Linked DNA regions of Homo sapiens: region 2 is linked to region 1. The links are chromatin contacts, found by Hi-C or POLR2A ChIA-PET in ENCODE. All regions are on one chromosome and are shown on one strand. Each heading gives the region's core, a stretch centred on a gene start or an enhancer-like site at or near the end of the contact. The rest is flanking DNA. Distances are from core to core; before and after follow the strand shown.

The links. A loop is a pair of places that touch in the nucleus more often than their neighbours do. ChIA-PET counts read pairs that join two places held with the same protein, here RNA polymerase II (POLR2A).
Region 2: a map of mucosa of descending colon shows a loop between it and region 1 (2.9-fold over the local background). The contact joins two enhancer-like sites. A Hi-C loop is called at or near these places in 2 of 168 maps with a recorded cell type or tissue (astrocyte of the cerebellum and mucosa of descending colon). POLR2A ChIA-PET finds 5 or more read pairs at or near these places in 3 of 52 experiments (BJ, GM12878 and activated CD8-positive, alpha-beta T cell).

What each region holds. Positions count from the first base shown.
Region 1 is chr10:31,168,740-31,176,519 of GRCh38, forward strand. No RefSeq gene overlaps it. Among named protein-coding and RNA genes, the nearest start is that of LINC02664, 15 kb to the right of the region's middle. Within about 2 kb of position 3,077, at least 2 of the 41 ENCODE cell types and tissues checked have a DNase peak (open chromatin) inside an H3K27ac peak, as active enhancers do.
Region 2 is chr10:31,265,665-31,273,444 of GRCh38, forward strand. No RefSeq gene overlaps it. Among named protein-coding and RNA genes, the nearest start is that of ZEB1-AS1, 50 kb to the right of the region's middle. Within about 2 kb of position 3,452, at least 3 of the 41 ENCODE cell types and tissues checked have a DNase peak (open chromatin) inside an H3K27ac peak, as active enhancers do.

The sequences.
Region 1 (7,780 bases), core at 1,827-4,326:
TTGCAGAGAGCCGAGATCATGCCACTGTACTCCAGCCTGGGCAAAAAGAGAAAAACTCTGTCTCAAAAAAAAAAAAAGGAAGAAAGGAAAGAAAAGAAAATCCTGCAGTTTTGCAATGGGAAACAGTTTGGTAGTTTCTCAAAAAGCTAAACAGAGAATTACTGTATGGTCTGGCAATTTCACTCTTAGGTATATATACCCAAAGGAATTCAGAGCAGAGACTCAACAGATACTTGTAAGTCAATATTCATAGCTGTGTTATTCAGCATAGCCAAAAGGTAAAAACAACCCACGTGTCCATCAACAGAGGAATATATGAGCAAACTTTGGTATATGCATGCCAAGGAATATTATTCAGCCATAAACAGAAAAGAGTTCTAAAACATGATACGATATGGGTGAACATTAAAAATATTACACTAAGTAAAATAAGCCAAATAGAAGAGGACAAATAGTTTATGATTCTACTCACATGAAATATCCGTAATAGGCAAATTTATAGAGATAAAAAGTAGATTAGAGGTTACCAGGAGCTGGGGAAAGGGAGGGGGGATGAGGTATTAGTGCTTAATGATATTCAAGTTTCTATCTGGGATGATGAAACAGCTTTGGACATAAATACTGGTAATGGTTGTACAACATTGTGAATATAATTCATGCCACTGAATTGTACACTTAAAAATTGTTAAAATGGTAAGTTTATGTTCTGTATATTTTACCACAAATAATAGAAAAAAAGAGCAAGGTAAGATTTGAGCATCAGAAATGAATTTGTCCAGATCAGGTTTTCATGCATAAAAATTTCTGACAGAAATTTTTACATGAAAATATTTACTAAAATGATCATAACAGCTGAGGGGTAGTGGCACGTGCCTGCAATCTCAGCTACTCAGGAGGCTGAGATGGGAGGACTGCTTAAGTCCAGGAGTTCAAGATCAGCCTGGGCAACAGAGTGAGAACCTATCTCTAAATTTAAAAACAGATATAAAATGATCACAATCTCTTGAATAAGAATTCTACAGATCTTACTTCACACCAACCACACGTATATCCAAAAAAATCTCGCAGATTACTGAGCCAATGAAAATGAGAATTAGGCCAGGCGCAGTGGCTCATGCCTGTAATCCCAGCACTTTGGGAGGCCGAGATGGGTGAATCAGCTGAGGTCAGGAGTTCGAGACCAGCCTGACGAACATGGAGAAATCCCGTCTCTACTTAAAAAAAATACAAAATTAGCTGGGCTTGGTGGTGCATGCCTGTAATCCCAGCTACTTTGGAGGCTGAGGCAGGAGAATCCCTTGAACCTGGGAGGCAGAGGTTGCAGTGAGCCAAGATCGTGTCATTGCACTCCAGCCTGGACAACAAGAGCAAAACTCTGTCTCAAAAAAAAAAAAAAAGAAAAGAAAAAAGAAAGAAAGAAAATGAGTATTCATCTGGCGTACATTCACCAAACCTCCCTACACTTGTCAACAATCTATTATGGGTGGTTTACATGGCAGTGAACATGTAGTTTGGAGAGATGGTGTGGGTTGTATTTACCACTGTTTGCTTTCTAAAAAAGAACAAACTTACTTGATGGTGATTCAGCTGGCCTGATTTCCTTCAGATCCTGAGGTGCCTAAGGTCTGTTTAATGTGCCTCAATGTCTGTCTGTTTAGACACCGACAGCCAGCTGGAAAAGCAGGGAGGCCCCCAGCCCCTCATACCGAGGCCCAGGCAAGCTTGCAGTTTCACCCTGAGCATGAAAGCACTGATGATGAGAATCCTTAAGTGGATGGGAGATACGTGTACTGCTAGGACATTTTGAGTCATCTCTCTAAATGTATATTCCTGCCTCCCATTCCTCCTTTCCCCCAGATCCCAGCTACCTCTCAGTTCCTTTATCTAAGACTCAGCAGTGTCCAAGGAAGAGAATATAGTCATGAGTTCTATATTAGTCCATTTTCACACTGCTATAAAGACATACCCAAGACTGGGTAATTTATAAAGAAAAGAGGTTTAGTTGACTCACTGTTTCACATGGCTGGGGAGGCCTCAGGAAACTTATAATCATGGCAGAAGGGGGAACAAAGACCTTCCTCACATGGTGGCAGGAAAGAGGAAGCTAGCAGGAGCAGGGAAAACTGCCTTATAACACCAGCAGATCTCGTGAGAACTCACTCACTGTCACGAGAACAGCATGGGGGAAACCATCCCCTTACTCCAACGCTTCCCACCAGGTCACTCCCTAAGCACCTGCAGATTACAATGCAAGATGAGATTTGGGTCGGGACACAAAGCCTAACCATATCAGGTTCTTAGTTTCTGTTTCTGGTTGGGTCAGTAAAGCCCCTTCCTCGTCCCTCTTTTCCACTCATCACTAGAGACAGAAACTAAAACCATGGATTCAGGCTGCTAAAAGCCTAAAACAAAACAGAACAGAACAACAACAACAAAATAAGGTGAGATGGACAAGCTTGATAGAGACTATATTGGGTAGGGTGAGTTAAGTAATGTTTGATTCTGAAACAAATTCCAGAATGGCTTAGCACAATAAAAGTTTTATTTTCATTCAAGCAAAATCTGATGGGCTTGTTCCTCTTAGGCAGGTGGCTTTCCATGTAGTCACTCAGGCATCCACACTCCTTCCACCTTGTGGCTCCACCATCTTGACCATCTTGTAGGGCTTTCAGGTTCTCTGTTAGATTCAGTGTATGTGACCAGTAGGCAGGAGAGACAGATGGTGGAAAATGGCTGAGGTTGTTTCCTGGAGCCAGGCCTGGAAGGGATGCACATCACTTTTGCCTGCATCTCATTGGCTGAGACCTAGTCACATGACCCCCACCTAGCTGCAAAGGAGTCTGGGAAATAGGTTCTGGTGAGTGCATAACAATGTCTCTGCACAGGGACTTTAAAAGTCACGTGACCAAATGCCTTTTCCCACCTTCTGTGCTATTTTTCCTCACTCCACCGTCATAAGACAGGAATAGTCCTGCCTTACAAGAGGAGGAAATGGAATCACAGAAACCTCGAATGCAGGACAGAAGCCTGGATAAGGAAGCCTGGAATGTCTTGACTCTGTGTGCCCCTCCACCTTTCTGGCTGGGTGCCTGTGGTGTCTTCTTTCGTGACCTGCTCTGAGTTTCAGGGCAGGCTAGGACAACCTCTTCCCAGAGGGAGATCAGCTTGGAACATCTGGGATCCATATGCTCCTGGCTTCCTTAATAGCTCTGAGTGCAATGCAAGGTATTGGTCTTAAGCCCTGAAATCCTGCCTGGTCTGCTTTTTGTCTCTGAGAGATCTTCTCTCCCCTTTTGCACTATTTGAAGGTGGATTTCAATGGACACTGCCTTCTATAACAGCTGACAGGGAATTCTCAGTGGAGGCCAGTTGATTTTGGAGCAATTCCTGCTGTCAGTCCTGCAAAGCCCAAGTTTCCTGACCTATGGGGCATAATGACAAACCCGTCTGCTTTTGCAGTTAGTCATTTGAGGGGCTTAATTGTAAAACGTTTGTCTAACATTAAGCTGAGATGGTGCACAGAAAAGGATACATTTATTTGACCAATCATCCCAATCCCTGCCCTCTTGTGAGTCTGCTCCAGGACCAAGCAATGCAGGTTGCCAAGATATCCAGGACACGTTTAGCAAGAAACGCCTTTTTCCCTCTCTCTGTGTAGATCTCCATCCAGCCATCTGTCTTGGTATTTTATTTTTCATGAAAGTGATCTTAGAGATGAAGTTGGCCTCCACCGTGTGATCATAATTCATAAAGTGAAGAGCCACATTAAGAGTTGGGGAGATTAATAAATGGTCAATTCATAACGGATTTCTATGGGAAACCAAAGTGTATGATGTGCAACTTTAACTTTCTGAGGTTGCAACCAAGAACTGCATGCCTCTGAATGTTCTTCCCAAGGTATCCTTTAGTCGCACATAGTCCTGACATAGACGGATTGTGTGCTGACTCCCAGAAAGATTCTTTATGTTTTTACATGTTCTATTGCTAAAGTTGCCTTACAAATAACTGTGAGAAAGTAAATGTTACATCAACACGGCGTATAAAAGCAACAAGGCTAAAAAATACAATTGCTTTAAGGTTAGGGAATGTAGATTTCAAATGTTCAATGAAAGGGATAAGATCTGTATTCCTGTTTTCTATTTCACTATTTCTGAACATATGTGCATTCAGATTTGCTTTCTCTGTACCACAATGAAGAAGGAAGGGAGGTGCTTTGGGGGGGATGCTTTTAAATGTGCACATCTGACCAAAAATGGGGTTTATCTCCTCACATAGCCAGACATCCTGGAGGTAAGGTGGTGCCAAGGTTAGTTGATTCAGTGGTGCAAAGACATGATTTTTTTACTCGGCAGTCCTCAGGCATTCCCCCCTCATAGCCACAAGATAGCTGCTGCAGCTCCAGACATCACATCCTCACACAACTATTGCTAAAAGCTGCAATGTTTTTTCTCCTCTTATCAAAGAGAAAGATCTTTGTCAGAATCTCCCAGTAGACTTCCACTTGTATCTCATTGGCCTGAACAAGATCAATTCTTATTCCTAATAAAATCATTGACTAAGGGGAATGAAATTATCATAACTGATTTAGACGAGTGATTTTCAAACTTCAGCATGAATTGGAATATACTTGTGGGGTAGCTTGCTAAAATATAGATTGCAATGCTCCACCACCAGGGTTTCTGAGTCAGTAGATTCTGGTAAGTTGTCCAGCAATTCTGCTGTGGCTAGTCTGGGAATTATACTTTGGGAACCACTGGTTTAGATTGATTTGATTCATTTTCTAGTGCTGGGGAAAAGTCACCTTTACTGAAATCTGCTCTGAAAGCAGAGTCAAGGTTGGGGGAACTAGGAAAAAGCATTAGGATAAATGAGTTAGTGAGAGAAAGCTTATTAGGCAGGCACCCAGCTTCATCTACAATATATATTTTTAAATTTTTTCCTCCATTTTTTTGCCTTCTCTTCAAGACCACTGCAGATTAGATGGTTTTCATGAAATATTTTCATTAATTTGATTCCTACAGCAAGTCCTTTTCCTTTGGGACTAACATAAATCCTAAATCCATCACTGTGTACTGCACACACTAAATTATGTAGAGCTTAAATTATTTCTCTCAATATCTATTACCTTTTGCCCTTCTCTGTAAAATGTTATCAGTCTTAGTGTTTGTTCAGTCAGCCAGCTTTATTAGATCCATCTTAGGTTTCTCACCATCCTCCTTAGCTCTCCCCAACCTAAACACTTCTGTGTCATCAGCAAATTTTTCCACACGGCCATTCAGTGCATCCTCTAAGTCATTAGCAAGTATATTGCGCTAAATCACCGGAACTGCTAACTTGAACTTCGTGTATTAGCAGCATCTGAAACAACTATACCAAGACTGGCAGTACGCTTAGATCAGTGATTCAGTTTCTTGGGTGAAAAATAAAAAATATATAGCTCATATTTGATTCCATTCTTTCCTGTGCAGAGTTTGCAGTAGATTTATATATTGTGTTTGTGTTATTGTGATTGTAGTGTTATATGTAGGAAATCTTTGCCTAACCCAAGGCCAGAACGATTTTCTCTTCTTTTAGAAGAGAAATTTTCTTTTAGAAATTTTCTAGTTTTTGTTTTTATATTTAGATCTCTGATCCATTTTGATTTAATTTTTGTATACGGTGCAAGGATTGAACCAGAATTAATTCTTTTGCCTCTGGATATCTTATTTTTCTATCTCCACTAGTTCAAAACATTATACTTTCTTCCTTGAATGGTCCTCATACTTGCATGGGTTTATTTCTGGATTCTCTCCTTTTTCCTCTGTTGATCTTGTTGTCTGTCTTGACACCAATATTGTACTTATTTTAATTACTCTGTTCTTAATTACTCTACTCTGTTCTGTTAATCTATTTATCTCTCTTGATGCAATACTATAGTATCTTAATTACTGTAGTTTTATAATAAATATTAAAGTAAGATAATGTAAAATATTTCTTCCCATTTTTTTCCAAGTTGTTTTGGTTTTCCTAGTTCCTTTACATTTTCAAATGAATTTTAGAATCAGCTTGTCAACTTCAACAAAAAATTTCTACAAAATGGATTTTGATTGTGAATTTATGTTTCTGTAGATTAATTTGGGGGAAATTGGACATGTCAGCTAGACTGGGCATCTGACACATCAAACTGGTAAATCTGTTTATTTAGATGTTTCACTTCTCTCAGCATTGTTTTGTGTTTTTAAGTGTACAGGTCTTCTACATATTTTGTCAGATATATCTCTAAGTATTTCACATTTTTATTCTATTGTAAATTAAATGTTTAAAAATTTAATTGGTAGCATACAGAAATAACTGATTTTTGTATATTAATTTTATATCCTGTGATATTTCTAAAGCTGCTCATTAGTTTGAGTAACTTTTTATAGCCTCCATAAGAGGCTTTACATAGTGTCATCAGGAAATAAAGACAGGTTTACTTCTTTTTCTATCTGAATGCCCTCATTTCTTTTTCTTGCTTCATTTATCTGGTTAGAACCTCCAATAAAATACTGAAGAGAAGTGGTGAGAGTGAACATCCTTGTCTTGTTCCTGATCTTCAAGGGAAAGTATTCATTCCTTCACCATAAATGTTAGCTATAGGCTTTTCATTGATAACCTCTTTCAGTTGAGGGCATTCTCTCTGATTCCCAGTTTGCTGAGACTAGGGACTCCAATTATACATATATTAGGCCACTTAAAGATGCACTACAACTCATGGATGCTGGTGGAAGGGTTGTATTTTGGTTTTTGTTTGTTTGTTTTTTAGTGTTATTCCTCTCTATTTACTTTTGTTTTGTTCCTATTGCTGTGTCCTTACTAATCTTTTCCTGCATAATGTCTCATCTGTTTTAATCCCATTCAGTGCATTTTAAAAAATCTCAGATGTTGTAATCTTGATAGAATTTCACTTTTTGTGTTCTATTTTCCATGTCTCTACTTATCACACATGATATTTCCTCCAATTTCTTCAACATAGCAAAACAGATGATGGTTTAAATGCCTTTGTCTACTAATTCTGTTATCAATGTCATTTGTGGGTCAGTTTCACTTGGTTGATTTCTTCTTCTGATTGTGGGTCATATTTTCCTGTTTCTTTGCATGCCTAGTAATACTGATTGGATGCCAGACATTGTGAATTCTACCTTTTTGGGTGCTATATATTTTTGTATGACTGGAACTACTCTTAAACTTTATTCTGAAGCACAGTGACATTACCTGGAAACAGTTTGAGCCTTTCAGGTTTGCTTCTAAGGTTTGTTAGGCAGAACCAGAGCAATGTAGTCTGGGTCTAATTTTGCCATACCACTGAGGCAAAATACTTCTGAGTGTTCTACCTAGCACTTCATGAATTATGACATGTTTTGTTCTAGCTGGTGGGAACAGGAACCGTTTCTGGCCCTGTGTGAACTCTGGAAAGTGTTCATTTTAATCCTTTTGGGTAGTTCTTTCACTGAACTTGGACATTTCCTCACATCCATGTGCTGATCAGTTGTCAGCTGAAGCCTCATGGGAGACCCTCCACATGTTTCTGGAATTCTCTCTCCATATAGATCCCTTCTTTTCTGCCAAGTTAATCACCTTGGCCTCCCCAGACTCTCATCTCTGGCTCTTCAACTTGGATAGAATACTAGGATCTGCCTAGGTACCCCGATTATAATGCTCAGTTGTTTGGGCAAACACTAGTCTAGATGTTGCTACAGAGGTATTTCATAAATATGAATAACATTTATAATCAGTTGACCTGAAAGAGATTACATTTGGT
Region 2 (7,780 bases), core at 2,202-4,701, 97 kb after region 1:
GCACCACAATGATAATAACTAACTCACTGTAAGTGTTAAGTTCAATGAGTTTTGATAATTGTATGGTCACGTAACCACAATCAAGATCTCGAACATTTCCATCACCCCAAAAAGAGTTTCCTCGTGCTCCTCAAGACCGAGGTCTCAGGCAATCGTGTTCCTGCTACACTGGAGTTTTGCCTTGCCTTGAGTTTCATACATATGGAATCACACAGGATTAAGGTTTTTTAAGGTTTTTAAAAACTTCAAAAAGCAATACTTATTATATACGTACCATTTTTACAAATCATTCCATTTTCTGCACTTTTTACATTACCAAGGACTTTAATTTTAAGCATATTATGGTATGTCAACACCAAACCAAGTAGGACCTCTTATGTTCGATGCTATTTAAAAAATAAAAGTTCTATAGGATTCTAAGTTTTAAAATATTTCTCTCACAGCTAAACATTACACATATATGGAATTTGTTCATTAATTTATTTGCTATTCATCCCAATAAACAGCCACTGAAAGTGGCTGACTTTCAACCTCTTGTGACTGACTTCTGCTTAGCATAACGTTTTTGAGATTCTTCCATGTTGCTACATCTGTTAATAATTCAATCTCTTTAATTGCTGTGTTCTTCTTCTTTTCGGTAATGAAATCCCTAAATTCTAGTTGGGTACCTGGCTACCCAGTTAGAGATTACATTCCCAGGATAGCTGTGGTACAAAACTCATTCCAATGAGATGTGGGCAGAAATGATATACCCAATTTCCAGGTCACTTTCTTATTGGCAAGTTGCTGGCCCTAGGGATTGCTATAATGAGAAGAGACATGTATCTATTAGGTCGGTGCAAAAGTAATTGCCATTTAAAAGTAAGGGCAAAAACCGCAATTACTTTTGCACCAACCTATTATCTTATTTAAGCCATTGTATTTTGAATCTCTGCAAAGTAGTTAGCTCAATGAGTGCACTCCCCATGGAGCAGGGCTATATTTTATTCATCTTTGTAACCTCATCACGACTTAGCTCAGTGTTTTATAACGAATAAGCTTTCAGTGGCTGTTTATTGGGATGAATATCAAATAAATTAATGAACAAATCCTATATATGTGTAATGTTAGCCCTGAGAGGAATATTTTAAAACTCAGAATCCCATAGAACTTTTATTTTTTAAATAGCATCGAACAAAACAGGTCCTACTTGGTTTGGTGTTGACATACCATAATATGCCTAAAATTAAAGTTGGTAATGTAAAAAGTGCAGAAAATGGAATGATTTGTAAAAATGGTACCTACATAATAAGTAATGCTTTTTTAAGTTTTTAAGCTGTATAGAATCATAAAATAATCAAGGATGAATTATAGATTAACTAAACTAATTTGACATTCAAATTTATACTTTTATTCTTTCAGAAAGAAAACTTATCAACTTCCAAATTAGCTAAAACATACCTATAACAATTAACTGGAAATATGTGTTTCATAAAAAGTAAGCAATATGAAACAAAGAGTACAGCTTGATCCTCTATAGAAAGAAGCTCAATTTATCACTGACAAACCTGGTCAAAACAATTTGTAAATCTATCCTGCATCCCTTGGAAAAATTAGCTGTGTGAAAAAATATAATTACTTTAAAAATGTTATTTAACTCATCATCTGGTTGCTGCAATTAACTTAAAGACCTAGGTCAATCTTTTTACAGCAGAAAAATCAACAGAATTTCATGCCGTCTCACAAATATGATTTTTAAGAAGTTGTGTGGCTGCTCATGGCTAGCCTACTTCTACTTTGATGTCATTCCTTCTGCTATCAAAGCTTCAGTGAAAAGTCTTCTGTTTTGAAAGTCCAAAGAAATACAGAGTCTAGATGTCAGTAGATAAACTTTGAGTTTCAGGGCTTACACTGTGATACAGCATCATTGTCTTTGCTTGTTTGTTTGTTTAACAGAGGCAGGGACTTGCTTTGTCACACAGGCTAGAGTGCAGTGGTGCAATCACAGGTTACTGCAGCTTCAATCTCCTGGGCTCAAGCAATCCTCCTGCCTCAGCCTCCGAAGTAGCTGGGACTGCAGGCCCATGCAACTACACTGGAATAATTTTTTAAAATTTATTTTGTAGAGACAGGCGTCTCGTTATGTTGTCCAGCCTGGTTTTGCACTCCTGGCCTCAAGCGATCCTCCCTCCTTGGCCTCCCAAAGTGCTGAAACTACAGGTGTGAGCCACCGTGCCTGGCCCATTGTCTTGTGTATACCAATGGAGTTAAACAATTGCCAGCCCATTTATAGGGAACTCCTACAAAGAGTTCTCAGCAGGTCCCACTCCACTCAGCAATAAGGGTACAGTTATTTCCTGAAGTCAAATTCGATCAACTATAATTGTGTATTCTTACCACTAATTTACTTACATTCTAACTCTAAAAAATAATTTTTTATCTCAGCAAATCAGTTTTCTTCCCCAGTGGGTATTGTTTTCAATATAATAACTAATTAGCAACCTTTTAGTTTAATAAAGTATGAATGGGATGCCCGCAATGCACTTACATTGATATTTCAAACTACTTACCACTTAGGATAATGAAAAATCACTCCGGCCATTTACATAGCTGGCATGTAAATTTAAAGTAGCTATCCATCACAAAAATATTATATGAAATTATGAAAATGGCATTTCATTGTACTTAAAATAGTCGGTCTTGTGTAAATTTTAGGTACAGTGAGTTAAATACATTCCCCAAACAATTTCTCCTAAAAAGCCTTTACATACTGTTATTTGCAGAAGAATTTCAACAAATAACAATTATTTGCCCTACAATAAAACTAGAATGGCCATTTGACATTTAGAATTGAAAATGGAAAGTTTTTTTTATCCCCCCTTGCCTACCTTTGGGATTGCATTTTTCTTAGTATTTTATTTTCCTGTGAGGGACTCAGCCAGTTTTCCTGACTTTGGGTCACAGGGACTTGGGAAACAATTGTGTAATTTAATAAATCACAGTACGAAAGGATTTGCCAGAGAATCTGTCTTGATTTGCCTTTGATTCTACTGCCCCTTGGATGGGGAAGAGGAAGAGGAGTAAAGGTTGGAAAGAATGGGAATAAAGAAGATATGCCGGGAAGGGAGGTGTGAGGTCAAGGTGAAAACATCCATCTTCCCTGTCCTCCAAGCCAGGGCTGCTCTGGAGCGGGCTGAGAGGGACAGATCGTCTCAGGGGGAGGACACACCACCTGGAACTGACAAAAGGGATTCAGAGCAATGATAGGTGGCTCTTGGCTCTCAGACTCTTGCCTGTATATCTTTGTAGAACCAGATGATTTCTTGGATTGGCCAGATTAATTCCAGGCCCAAGGAGCAAAAGAATCCTAAAACAGAGACAGAGGCTGTGAGAAGCGAAAGGCGCTGTGGATGTTGCTGCCCTAGCGTTTGGAAGCCCGAACATTCACATGACTTGCTTCAATCTCATAGAGAGCCAGCAGCTGAGCTGTGGGTCCAAGTGTCAGGACACCTCGCCCATATCTCTGTGTGCGAAAGGATGTGCATGATGTGGTCCCAATCCTCAGGCCCAGTGCTACTTCTCTATTCATGCCGAGAGCAGCAGGCCAGGGAGGTGAGAAGAACACATAATCACGGCATTTTTTACTCCCTGGCTCTGGCCTTCTTAGGAAGGTTGTTGTGGACTTTGTTTTGTTTTGCTTTTATTGAGACGGACTCTCACTCTGTCGCCCAGGCTGGAGTGTAATGGCGCAATCTCAGCTCACTGCAACCTCTGCCTCCCGGGTTCAAGCAATTCTCCTGCCTCAGCCTCCCAAGTAGCTGGGATTACAGGCAGGCGCCACCACGCCTGGCTAATTTTTGTATTTTTGGTAGAGATGGGGTTTCACCATGTTGGCCAGGCTGGTCTCAAACTCCTGACCTCAAGTGATCCACCTGCCTTGGCCTCCCAAAGTGCTGGGTTTACAAGAGTGAGCCACCGTGCCCGGCCACTCTGGACCTTTGAGCATTCATCTCCCCTTCCGCAAGTCTCCTACCTCCTTCCCTCTTTATAGTCCCTCCCCTAGGCCAGAAAGCAGGTGGGACAGAGAAATCTTCAGGCCCATGAAAAGATGATGTGTAGAGATTACAGCCACCAAATGGCTTCAGAATTATTCACTGAGGTGTGTTATAATCAATATTATAATGAAATAAATCAATCAAGCCAGGGGGATTTTGTTCAAAATGTTCTTGCAGTTGGGAGGGTAAAACCTCAGCACCACTACAGCAGGTCCTCATAAATGGGGCACTCCAGGGGCCCTTTATTTATTTCTCGTTTTCACAGCTCCCACTGTAGTAGTGCTGCCTTGCTGAGACCTGCCCACATTTATCAGCTTGCAAATTCTTTGAAATGGGTATCTTTTCTTATGAACAAACATACATAGTAACAAGTCGTATTAAAAATGAGATTATTGGCCGGGTACAGTGGCTCCCACCTCTAATCTCAGTGTTTTGGGAGGCCGAGGTGAGAGTATCACTGGAGACTGGGAGTTCAAGGTCAGGCTGGGCAACAAAGCATGACCTCCTGTCTCTACAAAAAGTTAGAAAAAAATTAGCCAGCCTTGGTGGCACACACCTATAATACCAGTTACTTGGGAGGCTGAGGCAAGGAGGATTGTTTGAGCCCAGGAGTTTGAAACTGCAGTGAGCTATGATTACACCACTGCACTCCAGCCTGGGCTACAGAATGAGACCCATCTCAATATCTATCTATCTAATCTATATTTATACTTCCATATATATATATATGGAAGTATATATATATATATATATATATAAAATACATATAGAAGTATATTTAAATATATGTGGAAGTATATATATTTATATATATTATATATGGAAGTAATATATATGGAAATATAAATATAGATATATATGGAAGCATAAATATAGATATATATAACACACACATGTGCGCACACACACACACACATATATATACGGAACCTAGTTCCTTATGACTGCTTATGTATCCTTATTCTAGGTTTTCAATGAGAAAGGGATGACACAGAATAAGGAAACAAATTGACCAGCATGTAAAATTTCATTGTATATTTTCGTTTTGTCTATTTCCATAGCCTCAAAAATCTTACAATGTTTGTTCTGGGTGGTTTCCTTTCTATGACATATGCTCGGGGCCACAAGAATAACACAGCCCACCACCTCCTCCAGTGCTTGTTCTTATTTTCAATTTATCAAAAATTGTAGTTGATGTTGGATGATGAGAAAGGCAATGGTCTTTTTCTACTCAAGCCAATTTCTGTCATTATTCCTAGTTCAATGTTGTCTAGTGCAATAGACCTGTCGAAAAGGGTGTCCACATTTGTCAAAAAGGAACACTTTCCAGTTCCAAAATTAGAGGTGAAACCTGTTGTACCCAGCTCTGCCGAACATTCCACACTCCTCAGTGGAGGAAGGAGTTGGCTCCATCTAGGCGAGGTCTGAGGATCTGGAAGGTGCTCAGCTCCCATAGCTATTGGCACGGTGTGGGGATATTTCAAGAGTGCCGCAAAGGACTGAACTTTGTGTGACTGACTGGGAAAATGTTCTGCCTGCACAATCACACATGAAACCTTTCCTTTTGGGAAAGTGTCATAAATAATACAGACAGCAAATCTGTTAACCTCTTCTGGACAGGACAACATGTCTTGCTTATTTTAACATATGCTGCATGTATCAGTTAGCAAAGCTCTTATTTCACCACTAACTGAACATCACCGCAGCCTTAATTTGAACCAACCCTAGACTTTCCATGATGTCATGGAATATCACATGTGGAAAATGTATTGTTCCAGTTCCTGCCTTCACACAGGAGGATTTAACTTACTCAGGGCAGAGTAATTTTTATGCATGACTTGAGTATCTTCAAGGAAGTCCATGATCTCCAGTGTTTGTGATCTGACATTGACCTTGCACACTATTGTGATTTATATTGTGCTAGAGTGAGTTGTGTCCATGGGTAGAAAAAAAGACATGGAAAGAAAGACAGCAATGCCTTTTGTATTAGTCTGTTTTCATGCTGCTGATAAAGACATACCTGAGACAGGGTAATTTACAAAGAAAAATAGGTTTAGTGGACTCACAGTTCCACCTAGCTGGGGAGGCCTCACTATCATGGTGGAAGGTGAAAGGCACATCTTACATGGTGGCAGGCAAGAGACAATGAAAGCCAAGTGAAAGGGAAACCTCTTATAAAACCATCAAATCTCGTTAGACTTACTCACTACCATGAGAACAGTATCGGGGAAACCCATGATTTTATTAACTCCCATTGGGTCCCTCCCACAACACATGGGAATAATGGGAGCTACTATTCAAGATGAGACTTGGGTGAGGACACAGCCAAACCATATCACCTTCTCTGGCAGTGTGGCAGAACAGAAAGACCATGGACTGAAAGCCAGGCAAAGCAGGTTCCAGCCCTGCCCCTTACTTGCTGGCTGTGTCACCTTGTCTAAGTAATGTAACCTCTTTGACCTCAGTTTCCTCATCTGTAAAATGAGGATAATACTAGCCTGTTTAATTGGATCATGAATAGTGATACAACTAGCTATTATTTATTGAGCACTTACTATGTAGAGTATTTGGCCCCAGCGCTTTATGTGTTATAACTCACTTAATATTCTCAAACACACTAAGAGATAGGTTCTATTGTGATCCTGAAGAACCTGCGGCACAGTAATAGCCATAAAGGGAGCCATTATGATCAATTATCATGATGGTGCTAATATTGTTGTGACAGCACTGACAGCTAACAATGAAAGGAAGTAAAACAGGAATTTCTTCACTTAAAAATATCATAAAAGCAAGATTTATATGAAAAAATACTGAGTAGGGGAAAGACACATCATTCTTTAGATTTACACTTGAATTTTAACCCCATGTGTCTTTCTCCAGATTGAAAGGGACTAGCACACCAAACAAGAAAAGACCCATCCCAAGTCACAGCATCAAGGAAATTTAGGTACACCAAAAAGCAGACAAGATCCCAGAGTCTTCCCAAAATGGATAAACAAACCAAGAAAAGCTGCTTACATACAAAGAGATGTCAAATAGCATTAAACTCCCCAAAAGGAAATTAAAAGAAAATGGAGAAATGTCTTTGAATTTTTGAGGCAAAATTATTTCCAACTTACAATATTAAAACTGGATAAACTATCAGTTAATCTTGATTGTTATAGGATATTCAAAGGCTCAAAATTTTACCTCCTATACCCTCTCTTAGAAAAATACTGGAGAATGTGCTCCAGAAAAAAAGAGGAAGTAAATGAAGAAACAGGAATACTTGAGATACAGGAAATAGAATATGTAGCAAACTAAGAAAATTCCCAGGAGATCATGAAGGAATGTTCCAGAATGACAGCTGTGCAGCCGCCCTAAATAGCACATTCATATTTGACCAAGTGGGGCAAAAGCTGTAGGAAAGAAATCTCCAGAGAGGGGGAAAATGGAACTGATTGATCTGCTGTCTTTAGATTTGGGGAAAGTTATTTTTAGTTGTTTGACAGTTGTTTAATGTTACAGCATTAGAAAAAAATATATACTGATAGATACAAAGAAACTAAGCAAATAAAAATATAAAGAAAGCAATTATTAATTCTAGGAAGAATAAAAATTGTACAAAAAGTAAACAATCGAAGTATACTAACTGAAGGAGAATAAAAAATATTTACCTAGCCTTACTAACATAAACAATGACTGCTGTTTTTGCCAAAAACTAAAATCTAACTGTATTGGGCAGATGGGATGTGGAAGTGGAAGGT